Regions from separate parts of the Homo sapiens genome. Here region 2 is linked to region 1. The links are chromatin loops, found by intact Hi-C in ENCODE. Cell type or tissue: dorsolateral prefrontal cortex. All regions are shown on one strand.

Evidence for each region. Hi-C counts contacts between places; a loop is a spot of excess contacts. Peaks named below come from ENCODE experiments on the same cell type or tissue, not always from the same donor. Only the 100,000 strongest peaks of a DNase experiment are listed, where the experiment ranks them.
Region 2: it touches region 1 in a loop (5-fold over the local background); 4 of 110 quality-filtered maps call a loop at or near these places.

The regions. Positions count from the first base shown.
Region 1 is chr1:69,566,074-69,568,573 of GRCh38, reverse strand. LRRC7 (leucine rich repeat containing 7) reads right to left here and starts at 652. Exons shown (of 27, transcript NM_001370785.2): 1 at 1-652. RefSeq lists a silencer at 999-1,228. In dorsolateral prefrontal cortex, a CTCF peak has its summit at 1,264; DNase peaks (open chromatin) are centred at 463 and 1,243; H3K4me3 peaks cover 2,169 bases; H3K27ac peaks cover 2,500 bases.
Region 2 is chr1:69,636,019-69,638,518 of GRCh38, reverse strand. The region is part of intron 1 of LRRC7 (leucine rich repeat containing 7); the gene reads right to left. Among named protein-coding and RNA genes, the nearest start is that of LRRC7, 69 kb to the right of the region's middle. In dorsolateral prefrontal cortex, no CTCF peak of the experiment used is centred here; no DNase peak of the experiment used is centred here; H3K4me3 peaks cover 466 bases; H3K27ac peaks cover 689 bases.

The DNA of each region.
Region 1 (2,500 bases):
CTTAAGTGTTCAGGGGTCCGCAGTGGAGTGGGCGCCAGGGTCTTCGGAGGAGAAGAGGAGGGAAGGAGTAGAAGGTAGGAAGAACAGGAGATAGAGGGGAATCCAGGAAGGTGCCACGTTAGACCATGATGCCAGTGCCCTTCAGGTGGACGGCTGGAGAGGTTCCCGCGGGAAGCGGCTGAGGGGAAGCCCGAAGCGCCGGCGGGGGAGGCAGGAGCGCGTCCACTCCCCAGCCTCAGCCTGCCCAGCGCGCCGCGCTAGCGACCGCAGCAGCAGCGGCGGCGGCGGCGGCGGTGGCGGAGGCGCAGCTCCCTCCCCGCCCCCAGAAGGCTCCACAGACAATAAATCCTGGGCGGAGAAGAGACAAGCAGGAAAGGCGAATCCTGCACCCAACTCCGTAACAACCCCTGCCCGTTGCCGCGCCTGTGCAGGGCGAGGATCCCCAGGGGCCAGGGCGCAGCGGGCGTCTCGGAGGGGCTGAGCGCTCCGCAACTGCAGGAGGCGGTGGCGGTGGCCCGAGTGGGCGGCTGCAGGTCCCGCCGGCGAGAACCCGCTGCACTGGGGCTGGGTGTCCGTGGCTTCAAGCCCGGTGTTCACCCGGAGTAGGGTCCTCCTCGGTGCAGTGGCTCGGCGCACAGGTGCCAGGATTGGCAGGCGAGGAGGCGCCGCTCATGGCTCTTGGCTGTGTCTCACCGCTCTCCCCGCCCCCTCTCTTTTTTCCCACCCCCTTTTCCGACGACACCAGCTGCAGCTGCTTCAAAGTGTGAAAAATGTCAAGGAGATTTTCCAATGATAGGAGGGGGTAACCATGTTCACAACCCTCGGTCTCTTTTTGAGATCCTCGCCTGTCCCTCTGACCTCTACTCCGGCTCCCCCAAATTATGAGAAGAAAAATCCCAGTCCTGCACAGGATTGAAACGCTAGCCTTCTCCCGGCTCCGTCACGATAGGCTGCTTTTCGAGAACGGGACGAGAGGCCGAGCTCTCTGGGTTCCTCTCGCCTCCGTGGTGTTCGAGGCAGGTGGCACGAATCTCAGCGCGGGGCGGAGCGCGGCTGCCGGCTCCTCCCGCTCGCGGGCCAGCCCCGGGCGCTCGGGCAGCGCGGCGCGGCTTTCTGCAGCGCGGCCGCCTGAGCGGCAGAAGCGGCTCCCGGCCTGTGCGCCTGCCTGAGCGCCCCTGCACCCGCACTAGCTCAGTGACGCTGAGCTCGTGGCTCCTCAGGCTGCTGCTCCTGCTATCTCAGCAAAGAGGCGGCCGGGAGCGCCTCCTCGGGGTTTCCTCCCCCGCCCGCCTTGCCTGCTGCAGGTTGTTGGCTGCCAAGGAGAAAAGTCTCCGCTTGTGCGTCAGGTCGCTTCACATCAGTCATGGCAGCGAACCTTGTGCCTGCTCTTAAGTCCTCTCCTCATTCTGGGGTTGCGGCTGCTGCCCTGGGAGTGCACAAAAAGGGAAGGGTTTTCCCAACTTCCCTTCATATATTCACCGCCCCTCCTCCTGCCATGAACATTCTCTCTGACACACACACACACACACACACACACACACACACACACACACACTCTCTCTCTCTCTCTCATATGCTCCCTTACGTAAAGGCACACACACTTTCTTCTTATACGCTTCTCTAAAGTCCCAGAAGCAGCAAGACATATCAATGAAGCTAGTACTATATTTACACTTTTTTTTTTTTTTTTTGAAACGGAGTTTCGCTCTTGTTGACCAGGCTGGAGTACAATGGCGCGATCTCGGCTCACTGCAACCTCTTCCTCCCCGGTTCAAGCGATCTTCCTGCCTCAGCCTCCCGAGTAGCTGGGATTACAGGCGCGTGCCACCACGCCCGGATGATTTTTTTTGTATTTTTAGTAGAGACGGGGGTTTCACCATGTTGCCCAGGCTGGTCTCGAATTCCTGACCTCAGGTGATCCACCTGTCTCGGCCTCCCAAAATGCTGGGATTATAGACGTGAGCCACCGTTCCCAGCCTATATTTACACTTTTATTCTCTACACACATCTAATGAATTACATCTTTAAAAAAGGATATATTATGCTGGTATTCTTTTGTGGAATATAGGCTATGTGGTTTTTGTTTCTTCATTACAAGAGAGAAAGAATCTTGTCTTTAGTTCTCTAACCTCGAACACAGTCAAGACTGTGCACAGCATTCAAATGCCACTCTGGGGGTGTGTGTAAGCTCACAGTTTGCCAAAAGAAAACACACCTGATTGTATTCTTAGATTTGGAATGCTAAAGTCTTCAAGGTCAAAAATTATGTTTCCTGGCTGCTAGAAATTGTCTAGGAAGAGACTTGAGAGACTGGCACCTAATGTGCGGAGGACCTAGAGAGGAATTATTGCCCACTTTATCTGGGCCATGAAGGTGGGCTGACTTTTAAGGACAACTTGCCAGTGTTTCATATCATTTGCATATAGAAAGGAAAAGGAGTATATTTTGAAAAGCCAGATCGTTTTTTATATTGTTACAAAACACCAAAAGAAAGGGCTCT
Region 2 (2,500 bases), 70 kb before region 1:
TTATAGGAATCAAATTGTGATCTCCAGTTTTAAGTGCTGCTCCACAGTCACTGTTCTGTCTCATTAAAAATGCAACAAATGATTTTCTAATGAAAAGAACAAGAATATATGCCACTTTCAGAAACTGGAATGACTACCATCAGAAATTCTACACTTGATCATGACGTATCAAACAGAAGTACAGATCTGAATTAATTATTCCCAGACAATAATAGTCTGTATTCAGGCACAGGGTTAGAAATGACCAAATGAATGATTAATATTTAGTACTAAAATGAATATAATTTTTGACATAGTGTTAAACGCTACTGAGAGCTGGATTACTTTCTTGTATTTAAATTAAGCAACATTGAGACAGTGCATACTTTCCCATCTTTATATTAAAATTGAGAACAAACAAAATAAACTTGGCTATTCTCTAAGAAATATTTGCTTCTGAAAGATAATTCTGTAAACTAACCCAAAATTTCTTTTCTTGACACTAACATATTGCTCATCAAGACTCACTTCATTGTGCCCTCCAATCCCACCCTTTCTCTCTCTTTGCAAAACTGGCCTTAAAATCTCAGGCGAGGCTCTTAAACCCTAAAAATGTGTCACCTTTCTATTCTGGACTAATACTAAGATTATCTCAAGGTGGCATTTTCTTTTACTGCACTAGGCTTAAGAAATTCAGCTTTGCTTCATCAAGTCTCTGCTTATCTTTAAAAAACATTCTTTGTCCTTTAGAAAATCAACAGTTGACATATTAAAATGATTCTGTGTAATTAAGTAAAATATATTAGTTACAGGGAGATGGATTACATAAGGTAAAGCTATTTAACAGAATAGATGCTTACAAATAGTCATGAAAGAAAAGAAAGGAAAAGAAGATTAACGTGTATTTCATAACCCTGAGGAATACTATTTGACTTTTAAATAAATTACCTCATTTAATTCCCCAAAAATCCAGTCAATTTTCCAAAATTTTAGGTAGAAATAGAACTGGTAAGATTAAATATCTTGCCAAAGCCTCCATGTTTAGTTGTGATAAGTGGGTTGTGGGATGTGATAAGAGATCAGGTCTTCTAACTAGCAGTCTTGTATTGCTACTCTTTTTTCCAACTCTGCAATGCTCAAATATTTATGTAGAATTAACCCCAAGACTTAGGACAAAATTATTTTTAATATGAATATGTAAAGACAATAATACTTTTTATGGAAAATATAAAAACAGTGTGAGACATTGACGTGAAACAAACTCAAAGAAGAATTAGAAAACCACCTAAATTTATTTAGAGCTATTAAAGACATTTATTCAGTAGTTTAAAACCTACCTCCTCAAAATGAAACAAATGCCACCCTAAATCCCCGCACTGAATCTAGGTGTTTAGTTAACCCACCTTATATAAACTCTGTGTGCGGGGGAGCGGGGGAGGGGAAGAGAGAGAGAGAGAGAAAGAGAGAAGGGTGAAGGCGAAGGAAGTGAAGAGAGAGTTTCCCAACTAATACGAAGTCACTGTAACTTTTATACCAAAGAACACAACAAGGGCAATATGAGAGAAGAAAATTAGAGTCTAATTTCATTCATAAACAAAGTTGAAACATCATGAATAAAATATTAGCAAATTAAATCCAGTCAGATATAAATATTTATATCTTTTATGATCAATATAAGTTTCCAAGTATTCCAGACTGCATGGTTGGTTTAACACTAGACTGTCCATTGTAATTCCTCCAATGAATATATTAAAGGATAAAAATAATACAACCACTTCAACATGTGCAGAAATATTTTAGGTGAATTTCAACTCTGAGGTCTTTATTTGTCAACAAATGAGGAATACCGAAATTTCTTTGACCTGAGAAAGGTTAAAGAAACAAATATCATGGTTAATGGTGAACATAAGAAACATTCCCTTTATAGCCAAAAACAAAATAAATGAATCCATTATCACCATTTGTATTTAACATTTTGCTGGAACTTCTGAACAGCCATAATAAGAAAAAAAATGATTACAAGATTACAGAAGGTGTTTAGATAACCATAGCCTTTAATCCTCCTACTTGCTAACTACAAAATGTATCTGTCTCTGTGTGTGTGTGTGTGTGTGTCTGTGCCTGGATGTAAAATCCTCTGGATTTGTAGTGATAGTAGAACTCATTTTTTGAATTTATTGGTGAGGAGAATATATTCTAAAATGCAGCTGGACTTTGAATTCTCATTTTGCCTAAGAAAAATGCCTAACAGATGAAACTGTCATATACAAGTAACATAAAAATTTCTCAATAGATTTAGAATTGAACGGAACTGAATAGAATCACATATGTGGTTGCATGACCTGAAAACACAAATCTGGCCATTCTTTTTTCAAGAAATATAAAACTCTACACTTATCCTAGGTACTATTGAATTGATGCATGGTAGATTCTTTGAAACCAGGAAGTAGGTTTGGTATTCATTCATTTATTCAATCATTCAATGAATATGTCCTAAACAAACTTTTTCAATTTAATATTT